Linked DNA regions of Homo sapiens: region 1 is linked to region 2. Evidence: read pairs that join two places in POLR2A ChIA-PET (ENCODE). Cell type or tissue: OCI-LY7. All regions are shown on one strand. Links, peaks and the distances in the headings refer to the core of each region. The heading gives the core; the rest is flanking DNA. Region 1 overlaps LEFTY2 (left-right determination factor 2). Region 2 has its middle 7.8 kb from the start of ENAH.

The links. Peaks named below come from ENCODE experiments on the same cell type or tissue, not always from the same donor. Only the 100,000 strongest peaks of a DNase experiment are listed, where the experiment ranks them.
Region 1: POLR2A ChIA-PET joins it to region 2 with 5 read pairs; 7 of 35 experiments call an interaction of 5 or more read pairs at or near these places.

What each region holds. Positions count from the first base shown.
Region 1 is chr1:225,929,577-225,937,848 of GRCh38, reverse strand. LEFTY2 (left-right determination factor 2) reads left to right here. Exons shown (of 4, transcript NM_003240.5): 4 at 45-1,246. The coding sequence ends at 408. Among named protein-coding and RNA genes, the nearest start is that of LEFTY2, 7.5 kb to the left of the region's middle. In OCI-LY7, for the core only: no CTCF peak of the experiment used is centred there; no DNase peak of the experiment used is centred there; H3K4me3 peaks cover 623 bases; H3K27ac peaks cover 1,492 bases.
Region 2 is chr1:225,656,770-225,665,103 of GRCh38, reverse strand. No RefSeq gene overlaps it. Among named protein-coding and RNA genes, the nearest start is that of ENAH, 7.8 kb to the right of the region's middle. In OCI-LY7, for the core only: no CTCF peak of the experiment used is centred there; a DNase peak (open chromatin) is centred at 4,383; H3K4me3 peaks cover 952 bases; H3K27ac peaks cover 1,110 bases.

The sequences.
Region 1 (8,272 bases), core at 1-8,000, 270 kb before region 2:
AGCCTCCCAGATGACCTCTGACCCTGCTCTCCTTGCCCACACAGAGCTCAGGGCGACTGTGACCCTGAAGCACCAATGACCGAGGGCACCCGCTGCTGCCGCCAGGAGATGTACATTGACCTGCAGGGGATGAAGTGGGCCAAGAACTGGGTGCTGGAGCCCCCGGGCTTCCTGGCTTACGAGTGTGTGGGCACCTGCCAGCAGCCCCCGGAGGCCCTGGCCTTCAATTGGCCATTTCTGGGGCCGCGACAGTGTATCGCCTCGGAGACTGCCTCGCTGCCCATGATCGTCAGCATCAAGGAGGGAGGCAGGACCAGGCCCCAGGTGGTCAGCCTGCCCAACATGAGGGTGCAGAAGTGCAGCTGTGCCTCGGATGGGGCGCTCGTGCCAAGGAGGCTCCAGCCATAGGCGCCTGGTGTATCCATTGAGCCCTCTAACTGAACGTGTGCATAGAGGTGGTCTTAATGTAGGTCTTAACTTTATACTTAGCAAGTTACTCCATCCCAATTTAGTGCTCCTGTGTGACCTTCGCCCTGTGTCCTTCCATTTCCTGTCTTTCCCGTCCATCACCCATCCTAAGCACTTACGTGAGTAAATAATGCAGCTCAGATGCTGAGCTCTAGTAGGAAATGCTGGCATGCTGATTACAAGATACAGCTGAGCAATGCACACATTTTCAGCTGGGAGTTTCTGTTCTCTGGCAAATTCTTCACTGAGTCTGGAACAATAATACCCTATGATTAGAACTGGGGAAACAGAACTGAATTGCTGTGTTATATGAGGAATTAAAACCTTCAAATCTCTATTTCCCCCAAATACTGACCCATTCTGGACTTTTGTAAACATACCTAGGCCCCTGTTCCCCTGAGAGGGTGCTAAGAGGAAGGATGAAGGGCTTCAGGCTGGGGGCAGTGGACAGGGAATTGGGATACCTGGATTCTGGTTCTGACAGGGCCACAAGCTAGGATCTCTAACAAACGCAGAAGGCTTTGGCTCGTCATTTCCTCTTAAAAAGGAGGAGCTGGGCTTCAGCTCTAAGAACTTCATTGCCCTGGGGATCAGACAGCCCCTACCTACCCCTGCCCACTCCTCTGGAGACTGAGCCTTGCCCGTGCATATTTAGGTCATTTCCCACACTGTCTTAGAGAACTTGTCACCAGAAACCACATGTATTTGCATGTTTTTTGTTAATTTAGCTAAAGCAATTGAATGTAGATACTCAGAAGAAATAAAAAATGATGTTTCACTCTGTGTCTGTTTTTAATTTCCAGGAGCAATAATGGGGAATGAGAGCAACACAATGATCTGAAGAAAGGACCCCCAACCTCTAGGGCGCAAGACTATAATAGTTAAATTTATATAGATGAGGCTTTCATTTATGATATTTCTATTTTCTCACACAACTCTCATTCCAAAAATATTAAACAATCACTCACGGATGTCTCCTCTTTAGTTTATGTGTTGCCAAAGCAAGCACTGCAGCCTCATTTTTTTTTTTTTGAGACAGAGTGTGGCTCTGTCACCCAGGCTGGAATGCAGTGGCACGATCATGGCTCACCGCAAACTCCGCCTCCCTCCCAGGTTTAAGCAATTCTCACGCCTCAGCCTCCCGAATTACAGGCATGTGCCACCATGCCCAGCTAATTTTTTTTTTTTTTTGAGACGGAGTCTCACTCTGTTGCCCAGGCTGTAGTGCAGTGGCATGATCTCGGTTCACTGCAACCTCCTCCTCCTGGGTTCAAGCAATTCTCCTGCCTCAGGCTCCCTAGTAGCTGGGACTATAGGCGACCACCACCATGGCCAGCTAATTTTTTGGGTTTTGTTGTTGTTGTTGTTGAGATGAGTCTCGCACTGTCACCTGGGCGGAAGTGCAGTGGCGTGATCTCAGCTCACTGCAACCTCTGCCTCCCAGGTTCAAGCGATTCTCCTGCCTCAGCCTCCCAAGTAGCTGGGATTACAGGCGCCCACCACCACGCCCGGCTAATTTTTTGTATTTTTAGTAGAGATGGGGTTTCCCCATGTTGGCCAGGCTGGTCTCGAACTCCTGATCTCGTGATTCACCTGCCTCGGCCTCCCAAAGTGCTGGGATTACAGGTGTGAGCCACCGTGCCCGGCCCTTGGTATTTTTTTAGTAGAGACTGGGTTTCACCATGTTGGCCCGGCTGGTTTCGAACTCCTGATTTCAGGTGATCCGACCGCCTTGGCCTCCCAAAATGCTGGGATTACAGGCATAAGCCACTGTGCCCAGCCTAATTTTTGCATCTTTTAGTAGAGACGGGGTTTTGCTATTTGGCCAGGCTGGTCTTGAACTCCTGACCTCAAGTGATCCGCCCGCCTCAGTTTCCCAAAGTGCTGGGATTACAGGCGTGAGCCACGGTGCCCGGCCTACCTCCTCTTTAGAAAGCACTGTAACCCCTACAATAGTGGTGATGGGCAATGGGGGTTGACAATAGTGTGGTAAGCGAGCTAACATTTCTTATCATTCACTATGAACCAGGGAACTGGACTAGGCATTGTCACATGTCACTTAATTCTTGCAGCTATCCCATAAGGTGGGTATTATTAATCCTATTTTTTAGATGAAGAAACAGCCTGAGGTAATGCGAGCATGTTGAATCTCTATCCCACAGAATGGGTTATAAACTTCTTCCTATGCCAGTCCCCAATAAGCTGCTCTGCTGATGACACAGGCATCAGGTTAAAATGTCATTTGGGAGCTGTCTTATGCAATTCCCCTCCATTTAGCTTTCCCATTGAGCTGGGTTTCCTTATGCTTGTCTATGGAGAAAGTTATACAGTCATATACCGCAAAATGATAGTTCGGTCAATGACAGACCACATACACAATGGTGGTCCCATAAGATTACAATGGAGCTGAAAAATCCCTATGGTCTAGTGACATCATAGTCATTATAATGTCCTAGCACAACCCATTACTCATGTGTTTGTGGTGATGCTGATATAAACACACTTACTGTGCTGTCAGTTGTATAAAAACATAGCACATGCTAGGCCGGGCATGGTGGCTCACGCCTGTAATCCTAGCACTGTGGGAGGCTGAGGAGGGTGGATCACCTGGAGTCAGGAGTTCGAGGCCAGCCTGACCAATATAGTAAAACCCCTTCTCTACTAAAAAAACAGAAACTAGTCAGGCGTGGTGGCGGGTGCCTGTAGTCCCAGTTACTCAGGAGGATGAGACAGGAGAAGAATCACTTGAACCCTGGAGACGGAGGTTGCAGTGAGCTGATATCACACCACTGCACTCCAGTCTGGGTAACAGAGTGAGACTCCATCTCAAAAAATAAATAAAATAAAGCACAGCACATGTAATTATATATAGTATATAATACTTGATAAGTGACTGTTACTGTTATGTATTTACTATACTTTTTATTATTTTAGAGTACTCGTTCTACTTATTAAAAAAAAAAAGTTAACTGTAAAACAGGCTCAGGCGGTTCCTTCAGGAGGAATCCAGAAGAAGGCATTGTTATCATAAGAGATGACAGCTCCGTATATGTTATTGCCCCTGAAGACCTTCTACTGGGACAAGATGTGGAGGTGGAAGACAGTGATATTGCTGATCCTGACCCTGTGTAGGCCTAGGCTACTGTGTGTGTTTGTGTTTTATTTTTTAACAAAAAACTTAAAAATTAGAAAAAAAATAAACTTTTTAATAGAAAAAGTTTATAGAATAAGGATAAAAAGAGGCCAGGCGCGGTGGCTCATGCCTGTAATCCTAGCACTTTGGGAGGCCGAGGTGGCAAATTGGCTGAACTCAGGAGTTTGAGACCAGCCAGGGCAACATGGTGAAACCCCAACTCTACTAAAATACAAAAAAATTACCTGGGCATGGTGGCGCATGCCTATAGTCCCAGCTACTCGGGAAGCTGAGACAGGAGAATCACTTGGATCCGAGAGGCAGAAGTTGCAGTGAGCCGAGATCACACCACTGGACTCCAGCCTGGGCAACAGAGCAGGACTCTGTTCCCCTCCAAAAAAATAAAAGAATAAGGATAAAAAGAAAAATATTGTATAAATCTGTACAATATGTTTCTGTTTTAATTGTTATTACAAAAGAGTTGGCCAGGTGTGGTGGCTCATGCCTGTAATCCCAGCACTTTGGGAGGCTGAGGTGGGCGGATCACCTGAGGTCGCGAGTTCAAGACCAGCCTGACCAACATGGTGAAACCCTTTCTCTACTAAAAATATAAAATTAGCCGGGCATGGTGGTGCATGCCTGTAATCCCAGCTACTCGGGAGGCTGAGGCAGGAGAATCACTTGAACCTGGGAGGCAGAGGTTGCAGTGAGCTGAGATCGCACCATTGCACTCCAGCCTGGTGACAGAGTGAGACTCCGTTTCCAAAAAAAAAAAAGAGTCAAAAAGTTTCTTTTTAATTTAACGTTTATAAAAAAGTTACAGTAAGCTAAGGTCAATTATTAAAGAAAGAAAAATTTATTTTTACAAATTTAGTGTAGGCTAAGTATACAGTGTTGATAAAGTCTACAGTAGTGTACAGTAATGTCCTAAGCCTTCACATTCACTCATTACTCACTCACTGACTCACCCAAAGCAACCTCCACTCCTCCAAGCTCCATTCATGGCAAGTGCCCTATAGATGTTGTGCCATTTTAAAATATTTTACACTATATTTCTACTATATCTTCTCTATGTTTAGGTATGTTTAGATACACAAATACTTACCATTGTGTTACGATTGCCTACAGTATTCAGTACAGTAATATGCTGCACAGGTTTGTAGCCTAGGAGCAATAGGCTACACCACATAGTCTAGGTGTGTAGTAAACTCCACCGTGTAGGTTTATGTGAGTGCGCTCCATGATGTTTCCACAGCAATGAAATCGCCTAACAATGCATTTCTTAGAACACATCCCCATCGTTTTTTTTTTTTTTTTTTTTTGAGTTGGAGTCTTGCTCTGTCACCCAGGCTAGAGTGCAGTGGTGTGATCTCAGCTCACTGCAGACTCCGCCTCCCAGACTCAATCGATTCTCCTGCCTCAGCCTCCCAAGTAGCTGGGATTACAGGTACCCGCCACCGCGCTCAGCTAATTTTTGTATTTTTTAGTAGAGGCAGGGTTTCACCATCTTGGCCAGGCTGGTCTCCAACTCCCGACCTCATGATCCATCTACTTTGGCCTCCCAAAATGCTGGGATTACAGGCATGAACCACCGCACCAGGCCAATATCCCCATTGTTAAGTGAGGCATGGCTGTACTTCGGGATAAAGGACTCTCTATTTCTTACCTGCAAAGCTAATTAATACTAACTAAATAATAAGAGAAAAATAGGCTGGGTGTGGTGGCTCATGCCTGTAATCCCAGCACTTTGGGAGGCTGAGGCGGGTAGATCGCTCTAGGCCAAGGAGTTCTAGACCAGCCTGGCCAACATGGTGAAACCCCATCTCTACTAAAAATACAAAAATTAGCTGGGCATGGTGGTGCACACCTGTGATCCTAGCTACTCAGGAGGCTGAGGTAGAGAATCACTTGAACCTGGGAGGTGGAGGTTGCAGTGAGCCGAGATTGTGCCACTGCACTCCAGCCTGGGTGACAGAGCCAGACTCTGTCTCAAAAAAAAAATTAAAATCATAACAGAAGAAAAATAGAGCTAAAAAATGTCTAAAGAGGGCCAAGATTTTCCAGTTGGGGTATTGTAAATACCAGGGCATATGGTTGCTTTGTGTACCAGAAGGATATCAATATCCACCTGAAGAACTCTACCAGTTACACAGTGATGTATCTGTGGCTCTAAAAGATCTGTGGATTCCCAGGCAGTCACATGCAATCAGTGACAAAGATGGGCCTGCTCACACCAGGCTGAGTGTGAGCTAAAAAAAAAAAAAAAATGTAGGAGATTGGCTTCATTTCAAAATGTAAGGCGTGCTCATTAGGATAGGGAGACAGTGTGGTAGACAGAACGCTCTCCCCAAAGACACCTGGGCCCTAATCCTTGCAACCTGTGACTGTTATGTTACATAGCAAAAAGGACTCTGCAGATGTAATTAAGGTTACAAACCTTAAAATAGGGAGATTATCGTGGATTATCTGAGTGTGCCCAATCTAATCACATGAGCCCTTCAAAGCAGAGAACTTTCTCTGGCTGGAGGCAGGAGAGATGAGGTAGAAGGGAGAGGTCAAAGAGATCTGAAGCATGAGAAGGACTTGCCCTGCCATTGCTGGTCTGAAGATGAGGGAAGCCATGAGCTAGAGAATGTGAGTGGCCTCTAAAAGGTGGGCTGACTCCCAGCTGATAGCCAGCAAGGAAAGGGGACCTCAGATCTACACCCACATGGAAGTCGAATTCTGCCAACACTTGAATGAGTCTGAAGGTGGATCCTCCCCCAGAGCCTCCAGATAAGAGCCCAGATTATCAGCTGACATGGGGATTTGTCTTTATGAGACCTGGAGCAGAGAAACCAGCTGAGGCTACTCAGACTGTTTTTTTGTCTTGTTTTGTTTTGTTTTGTTTTGTTTTGTTTTAAAGACAGGGTCTCACTGCCACCCAGACTGGAGTAAAGCACGATCATAGCTCACTGCAGCCTCTATCTCCCAGGCTCAAGTGATCCTCCCACCTCCCTCTCCCCAAGTAGCTGGGACTACAGGCTCATACCACCATACTGGCTAATTTTTACAATTTTTGTAAAGACAGGGGTCTCCCTACATTGCCCAGCATGGCCTCAAACTCAGACTTTAAATCTACAAAATGTGAGATAAAGTTGTTTCATTTTAAGCAGCTAAATTTGTGATGAATTAATACAGCAGCAATAGAAAATTAATACAGACAGTAAGCCAAATCCCATTAGAAGTAGGATGTAATTACAATTTTTTTTCACTTAAAAGATGAAATAAAGGGCCAGGTGCAGTGGCTCAAGCCTGTAATGCCAGCGCTTTGGGAGGCCAAGGCAGGCAGATTGCTTGAGCCTGCGAGTTCAAAACCAAACTGTACAACATAGTGAGACCATCCCCATCATCTATACTTTAAAAAATACAAAAAATTAGCCAGGAGTAGTGGTTGTAGTTCCAGCTACTTGGCAGGCAGAAGTGGGAGGAGTGTTTGAGCCTGGGAAGTTGAGGCTGCAGTGAGCTGTGATGATGCCACTACACTTTAGCCTGGGTGACACAGCAAGAACTTGTCTCAAAAAATAAATAAATAAATAAATAAATAAATAACATTAAAGATAATTTTTAATGTATTGCAAACCACCCATAATCCCACCATCCTAAAACAAAATTATTTTGGTTTTTGCATATCACCTGTTTCCATGCAGCATGAGTAAATACTTATTTTAAAAACCAAGGTTTTGGCTGGGCACGATGGCTCACGCCTGTAATCCCAGCACTTTGGGAGGCCGAGGTGGGTGGATCACGAGGTCAGGAGATGGAGACCATCCTGGCTAACATGGTGAAACTCTGTCTCTACTAAAAAAAAAAAAAAACAAAACAACAAAAAAAATTAGCCAGGCGTGGTGGTGGGCACCTGTAGTCCCAGCTACTCGGGAGGCTGAGGCAGGAGGATGGTGTGAACCCGGGAGGCGGAGCTTGCAGTGAGCTGAGATCCCGCCACTGCACTCCAGCCTGGGGCGACAGAGCGAGACTCTGTCTCAAAAAAAAAAAAAAAAAAAAAATCAAGGTTTTGGCCAGGTATGGTGGCTCACGCTTGTAATCCCAGCACTTTGGGAGGCCAAGGTGGGTGGATCACCTGAGGTCAGGGGTTCGAGACCAGCTTGGCCAACACGGTGAAACCCCGTCTCTACTAAAAATACAAAAATTAGCTGGGTGTGGTGGTGCACACCTGTAGTCCCAGCTCCTCAGGAGGCTGGGGCAGGAGAATTACTTGAACCTGGGAGGCAGAGGTTGCAGTGTGCTGAGATTGCACCACTGTACTCCAGCCTGGGTGACAAAGCTAGACTCCGTCTCAAAAAAAAAAAAAAGTTTTTCTTATCTTTCTTTTTTTTTTAATTATACTTTAAGTTCTAGGGTACTTGTGCACAACGTACAGGTTTGTTACATATGTATACATGTGCCATGTTGGTGTGCTGCACCCATTAAGTCATCATTTACATTAGGTATATCTCCTAATGCTATCCCTCCCCCCTCCCCCTACCCCACAACAAGCCCTGGTGTGTGATGTTCCCCTTCCTGTGTCCAAGTGTTCTCATTGTTCAATTGCCACCTATGAGTGAGAACATGCGGTGTTTGGTTTTTTGTTCTTGCGATAGTTTGCTTTTTTTTCTTTCTTTTCTTTTTCTT
Region 2 (8,334 bases), core at 233-8,232:
GAAGTTGTTGAAGAAGAGAATGGGTCTATCAGTTAGCTTTTATTGTAAAACAAACTACTCCACAACTTTAGTGGCCTTAAAACAGTGGGTTGACTGGGCAGTTATTTTGGTCTAGATGAGCTCACCTGGGGCTGGATGGTCTAGAACGGTCTCATGCACAGTCTTTCAGTTGGCAGGCCACTGGTCCAGGGCCTCAGCTTGAGCAACTTGATTCTACTCCATGAAGTCTCTCATTCTTCAATAAACCCGTCCAGGCTTCTTCACATGGCCATCATAGGTTTCCAGAGAGCAGCAAGAAAGGGTGGGCCCTGATGCAAAAAGCCCTTTACAAGTCTCTGCTTGTGTCACATTTGCTATTGTACCACTGTCCAAAGCAAGTCACAGGGCCGAGCTCAGGGTTAGTGAGGGAGAGGCCAACCAAAAGCATGGATATTGACAGCGTAATGATTGTGACAATTTTTGTAAAAAATCTGCCACAGTTAAGAAGGAGGGAAGGATAAAGGAAGGAAGAAAATGAGGGAGATCCAGGGACTTTGTGGTGCTGCACCCTCTATTACTCTGGTCTATCATTCTGTTGAGGTGAGCAGGCTGTTGGCACAAGCTTAACTTCAAAGGAGCCCAGGGCATCTGTGGAAGCACCTATGGCTGTGTTTGAACCTGTGGAAATATTACCCTCAGAGGTTTCTGCTTTCTGGGTTTGTTTGTTTGTTTTTGAGACAGAGTCTCGCTCTGTTGCCCAGGCTGGAGTGCAGTGGCATGATCTCAGCCCACTGCAATCTCCACCTCCCGGGTTCAAGTGATTTTCCTGCCTCAGCTTCCCAAGTAGTTGAGACTACAGGTGCCCGCCACCACAGCCAGCTAATTTTTTTGTATTTTTAGTAGAGATGGGGTTTCACTATGTTAGACAGTATGGGATGGTCTCCATCTCCTGACCGTGTGATCCGCCCTCCTCAGCCTCCCAAAATGCTGGGATTACAGGCGTGAGCCACCATGCCCAGTCTGTTTGTTTTTTGAGACAGAGTCTTGCTCTGTCTCCCAGGCTGGAGTGCAGTGGTGCGATCTCCGCTCACTGCAACTTTCATCTCCTGGGTTCAGGCGATTCTCCTGCCTCAGCCTTCCGAGTAGCTGGGACTATAGGCATGTGCCACCACACCCGGCTAATTTTAGTATTTTTAGTAGAGACGGCGTTTCACCATGTTGGTCAGGCTGGTCTCGAACTCCTGACCTCAGGAGATCTGCCCGCCGTGGCCTCCCAAAGAGTTGGGATTACACAGGCGTGAACCACCTGGCCCGGCCAGGTATCTGTTCTTTATAAATTGACTGCCACCACCAAAGAAAAATCATTCCCTCACCCATTCCTCCTACCCCACTCAAGAATGTTGTTCTTGTTTAGTTAAACCCACGCTCCCTAGCTGGAGGCTCTTTGAGTAGTTGTGGATTTGGTTGCCCAATATACTATTTTATGTCCTACCCCTTGAAGTAAGAGAGCTGTCTTCCTGACCAAGGGTGGGCCCATGATTTGGTTCTGGCCAATAAGAGAACCTCTTCACCCTGGTTGCAGCCAGTGGTTCAGGATGACCATGTGACTCCTGGTCCAATCAGAGAGACCTTGCTACTTGGACAGATTGTCCAGCTTTGGGATCACAGTACTGGTAGAAAGTGAAGTTGGGACTATATATAGGAGGAGAAAATAGGTCAAAACACAAAGAAAGGCAAAGATAGGCAGAACTAAGAGATGGAGAGGATGCCATTGTTTGAGCCCCTGGATCTAGCTAGCCGGAAGAGCATACTGAAAATATACAGTAACATTAAGCTACTTTGAATTGGATTTCTATCACCAGCAACCAGAATCCTAACAAAAAGACCGGATAGAAGGTAAAAGCAGAAAAGCTCTTTTTCTTTGATGCGGGTGATGCTAATGGTGGGAGTAGTTAAGTTGGCATCAGGACCCCTTGTTATTATACTCCACTGACTGTTCTCTCTTGGAGCCCCATCATTGAGAGCCAGTTAAGGGCCTTATAGTCTTTTTTTTTTTTTTTTTTTTTTTTTTTTTTTTGAGACAGAGTCTAGCTCTGTTGCCCAGGCTGGAGTGCAGCGGCCCATCTCAGCTCACTGCAACCTCTGCCTCCCGGATTCAAGCGATTCTTCTGCCTCAGCCTCCTGAGTAGCTGGGATAACAGGTACCTGCTACCATGAAGGGCCTTATATTCTATTGGTTGATGCCAAATGAATAGAACTTAACCAAGAGAGCAAATTGCCTCATTAACTTTATTTATTTATTTATTGAGACACGATCTGGCCCTGTAGCCCAGGTTGGTGTGCAGTGGCATGATCTCAGCTCACTGAAACCTCTGCCTCCTGGGCTCAAGCCATCCTCCCACCTCAGCCTCCTAAGTAGCTGGATCTACAAGGCATGCACCACCAAGCCCGGCTAATTTTTGTATTTTTGGTAGAGGCAAGGTTTTTCAATGTTGCCCAGGCTGGTCTTGAACTCCTGGACTCAAGCAATTGCCCGCCTTAGCCTCCCAAAGTGCTGGGATTACAGGTGTGAGCCACCTCTACCTAGACTGCTTTAATTCTTCCTTCCCTATTCTATCTCCTCATCTAGTTTTGGAACAGAGTTACTCTGGAAAGCAACTCTTGAATCAAACCTGACATAAACTATTAACTTAGCTAGTTACATCAACTTTCAAAATTAAACAGACTGTCCAGTGCTTGGGATACCAGAAGACCATGAAGAATCACAGGCCAGCTTTCTTAGGAATTGCTTCTTAACTTAATTTGGGCATCATTCAGTAGGAAAAGAATGCCACGCCAGACTTGATATTAAACAGAGGCCGGAAGATATAAATAACTCAAATAAAGCAAATCAAGAATCACCATCTCACTAGTAGGAGGAGAGAAAATAAAGTGAAAAATAAGAAGGAAAAGACCAGACTGTGAACTTTTGAAGGGAAATATTATTTGCAAGTGAGAGACACTGAATAAAATCAAGTACAATGAGTTCCTCAGTGAACATTACAAAAAAACACACAAAACAGGAGCTATTTAAAGACTAATTATGAGATGTTGACAGATATAAAATGCCACCTGAGTTAGACAAGAAAACCTGAATGGGAAGCTAGGATAGTGGTTTTCTATTCAGGGCCTTTCCCTGAAATATAAGCACCCTCATTGGTGATAAATTTTAAATGAGCAAGTCCTAAAAAAAAGTTTTTCACAAGAATATAAATGAAGAAATAGATGAGTTATTGTCAAAGATTTTGGTACATCTCATCCTAGAGTAAGACTTTTATGGCAAATTGCTTTGCAGACAACCAAAGCTAAATATAGCATCAGGTTACTTTTGGGGTACAGTATCCCTTAGCTACTCTCTGAATCTAATTAGAACGTTAATAAAAAGAATGCTAGACATTCTCAGAACACCTTTAAAAACACACTGGCGCCGGGTGCGGTGGCTCATGCCTGTAATCCCAGCATTTTGGGAGGCCGAGGTGAGTGGATCACGAGGTCAGGAGATTGAGATCATCCTGGCTAACACGGTGAAAACCCGTCTTTACTAAAAATACAAAAAATTAGCCAGGCGTGGTGGCGGGCGCCTGTAGTCCCAGCTGCTCGGGAGGCTGAGGCAGGAGAATGGCGTGAATGCGGGAGGCAGAGCTTGCAGTGAGCCGAGATCGCGCCACTGCACTCCAGCCTGGGCAACAGAGTGACACTCCGTCTCAAAAAAAACCCCCAAAAAACAAAAACAAAAACATTGGCTTACAAGTATATGCATATATCCAAACTCAGCAAATTGTATACATTAAATATAGGCAGTTTTTTTAAAAAAAATACAAAAACACAAGAGACAACACACACACACACACACACGCACAGGCTTGGCTTTATTTTGTTTATCACCCTGTGTTCAACAAAAACTGTTAGCATTTCTATGAGTTTTTTGTTTACTGAGTTGGTTTAAGTAACTCTATCCCTATAAGCTTTATAAAACCTCCACTAGTTGTATGCCTGAAATATCTAAGTTGAAGGAGTGGTGAGTGAATGAATGGCTACTGGCTACTTCTCTAGTAGCATTACTGTTCTGGAAATGAAGTCCTAACATTAATTTGGAGTTGTAATTTGGAGGCTCATTTAACTCATTTATTGAGCCCCTACAGTGCACAAAGCCACAAGCCTAAGCACTAGGAATCAAATCTGTGCCTAAGGGAAGGCCTTATTTATTGCTTGGGAGATAGAAGTGTCATGATTTACCAGATAGGATATCTCTGTAGTTTCTAGTGGCAGAATGAGGAAGTTAAGGAATTGAGAGTATTTTGTTTGTTTTATTTTTACCTTCCATTTCCTAAGTGGGCCTTGAGGCTTTTTTTTCTTTTCTTTTTTTAATCAGAGGAAGTAAAGTGAAATAGAAGAGATCCTGTGGTGCAGAGGTTAAGAGTGTGGGCTATGAAACTGGCCTTTCTGGCCTTCTCATTTACTAGCTGTGTGACTTCGGGCAAGTCTCTTAACCTTTCTGTGCCTCACTTTCATGAGTTGTATAGCAGGCATGACTATAATGATACCCACTTCATAGGAATATTGTGAAGATTAATGGAGTTAATATAAGTAAGTGCCTAGCAGGTGAGTAAATATGACTATTGGTCAACCAATCACTTAGCTACATTCATCTCTTACATTCCTGCCACTCAAATAACATTATTTTTCTTAAATATAAAGCTTGTTTGTGTCAGACTCCATCTAAGGTAGGTATTCCCACAGAGAGGGGCCTGAAATAAGAGGCTAAATTTAAATTTTTCCCTCAATGGCTTTAATTATTGATTTGCAGTTCAATTCATTTGCTACCAAATAGAGTATTCAATCACTGGCTACTTTGATCAAAGAACCCAACAGCTTCATATACAAAATGAGTACAATATCAACATTTTACTTCATTAAAAGTCGGTACTCATGATAAGTGAGTTAAGGGTATTAGAATGTTTGGAGGCCAAATGAAAGTATTATAACTAATGACACATAATGACATTATTTATCTGATTATTTCCTGCCTTTCAATTTTAGAAAGACTTGACTAGAGGCTGAATTTGGACATTAAACCCAAGAAAATGAACATTTGAAGGTAATTTCTCAAAGTAGAATTTGGCCAGGTCACCAGGCTTAGCAACCGTTTCAAAGAGAAAGATAACTGAGATTTTTAATGAGCTTTGAAACTTACCTAAAGGTGGGATAAAAGTGTGGTGTTAAGCAGTGTGAATTTTTCTTTTTTTTTTTTTTTTTTTTTTTTTTTTGAGGCAGAGTCTCACTCTGTTGCCCAGGCTGGAGTGCAATGGCACGATCTCGGCTCACTGCAACCTCCCCCTCCCAGGTTTAAGCGATTCTCCTGCCTCAGCTTCCCGAGTAGCTGGGACTACAGGCGTACGCCACCATGCTCAGCTAATTTTTGTATTCTTAATAGAGATGGGGTTTCACCACATTGGCCAGGATGGTCTCAATCTCCTGACCTCGTGATCTGCCCACCTCAGCCTCTCAAAGTGCTGGGATTACAGGTGTGAGCCACCGCACCCGGCCTGTGAATTAATTTTAGACAGCTTGTTTAGGATACATCCTAGTGGTAATATCTTTCTTCTGTACTGTAATTAGCCAGAAAATAATCTTTTATTTAATAACATTTTTTCTGATCTCCTTTGAGGAAATACTCTAAGGTCAGTTGTCACCTGATCGTATTGTCTGTGAAAATTGAGTGGTATTCTAGTTTTATTACAATAAATCACTTCAATGCGAGAAAGAGGGTACCAATTTTTTTTTTACCTAGCTACCAGCTAGATTTTATAAAATAGGGGCTAAGAGTTCAGAATTAGATTATGATGATCGTTTCTCTTTCTTTCTTTCTTCTTTCTTTCCTTTCTTTCTTTCTTTCTTTCTTTCTTTCTTTCTTTCTCTTTCTCTCTCTCTCTCTCTCTCCCTCCCTCTCTCTCTCTCTCTCCTTCTTTCTTTCTTGACGAACTTTTGCTCTTGTTGCCCAGGCTGGAGTGCAATGGCACGGCCTCAGCTCACCGTAACCTCTGCCTCCCAGGTTCAAGCGATTCTCCTGCCTCAGCCTCCCAAGTAGCTGGGATTACAGGCATGCGCCACCACTCCCAGCTAATATTTTTGTATTTTTAGTAGAGACAGGGTTTCTCCATGTTGATCAGGCAGGTCTCGAACTCCCGACCTTAGGTGGTCTGACTGCCTTGGCCTCCTAAAGTGCTGGGATTACAAGTGTGAGCCACCGCGCCCGGATGGTGATGGTTCTTTTCTATTTTCTTTTTATTTTTTGGGACAGGGTTTTGCTCTGTCACCCAGGCTGGAGTGCAGTGGTGTGATTATGGCTCACTGCAGCCTCAACCTCCTGGCTCAAGCCATCCTCCACCCTCAGCTTCCTATGTAGTTGGGTCTACAGGTGCATGCCACCATGCCTAGCTAGAATTTTATTTTTTAGAGAGATAGAGTCTCACTATATTGCCCAGCCTGGTCTCGAACTCCTGGGCTCAAGTGATCCTCCTGCCTCAGCCTTCCAAAGGGCCAAGATTACAAGCATGAGCCACTGCACCAGGCTCGACACTTATTTTCAATCCAATTTCTAAAGCACTATAATTTGATTGTTATCTAGATATGGGGACCACCTGCCATATTCTTTAAATGGTGGCCATAGCTGAATTTTGTGGGAAAAAATGCATTGCATTTTATAGAATATGGCCTCTATAGACTAATGTTACTCCAAAACCATTCAGGCTATGGGAATCTTCTGCCAAATCTAAACACTGTAGAGCTAAGAAAAGAAAGAGACTCTGGGGAAGACGAAATGAAATTAACTGAATAAATCCTAATTTGGAAGGGAGAAAAATGACAAATGGAAGAAAAATGCAAAAGGCAGAGAGGCAAATAGTTTCCTCTAATGTCTGTGTCTCCTGATAATATTTTAGAGCTGACATTATATATGGGCAGCTAAAGCTGAAAGATGAGAAATAAAAATATCTTGAATCCTACTGGAATATCATGTTCTACGTTATTTTTTTTTCCATTCTTGGGGACACAAACAAAAATTACACTGTGAACTAACTGCCACAAAAGAAAACAAAATACTGTTAGGTATAAGCAGAAAGTGTACAATCAAGTTCACTCCAAACTACCTTCTCTTCCTCACCCATCTGTAAAGTAACTTAATTTTTCGAGGGAGAGCCTTTTTTTTGGGTGATGGGGGAGACCGTGCCTACAATCCTTAGCATTGATTTCCTAACTGCTGAGTAGCATTAGTCACGCATCCTCCTCATGCCCATAAATGGAGGACAAGCCTACACTGATGCTATCAGATGAATTTAAACAAGGCATGTTCCAAGTGAACCCTCAGAGCCAGACTGACAACACTCCTGCAGCAAACTCATCTTCAACAGGAGCAAATTTTATTTCCTTTTCTGAGTACACACTGCTAACAAATGTATAGGCCAATGTGATGGCTCTGTACTGTACACCTAGGGCTTGGAGCAGGCCTCCTACTGTGATATTAAGCAGGGGTGGCTGGGCGCGGTGGCCCATGCCTGTAATTCCAGCACTTTGGGAGGCCGTAGCGGGTAGATCACCTGAGGTGAGGGGTTAGAGACCTGCCTGGCCAACATGTTAAAACCTGTCTCTACTAAAAATATGAAAATTAGCTGGGTGTGGTGGCGGGCGCCTGTAATCCCAGCTACTGGGGAGGCTAAGGCAGGAGAACCCCTCGAACCTGGGAGGAGGCTGCAGTGAGCAGGGCTCTCACCACTGCACTCCAGCCTGGGCAACAGAGCAAGAGTCGGTCGAAAAAAAAAAAAAGCATGGGTAAAAGTTTATCTAAGAGAAAGTTGAGGTCTATATACTTGATGTTAACAACAGAGTATATTTCTTTTGATGAATAGTTTTTAATTAGAGAAGTCATTCACTCATTTATTCATTCACCTTTTAAATACCTAGGTGCCTACATGATGGGCCAGCCATTGGGCCTTGGGCCAGCAACCCTTATGAGAGAAGAGTTCAAATGATTTCCACTATTCAGCCAAGCCAACACAATCTCAGCTAATTTTTAGTTTTTAATTTTAATTGTTTAGAGACAGGTTCTGTCTCTCAGGCTGGAGTGCAGTGGCTGGATCATAGCTCACTGCAGCCTCGAATCCCTGGGCTCAAACAATCTTCTTGCCTCAGCCTCCTGAGCAGCTGAGACCACAGGGGCGTGCTACAATACCTGGCTCATATTTTTTTTCTTTGAGACGGAGTCTCGCTCTGTCTCCCAGGCTGGAGTACAGTGGCACAATCTCAGCTCACTGCAACCTC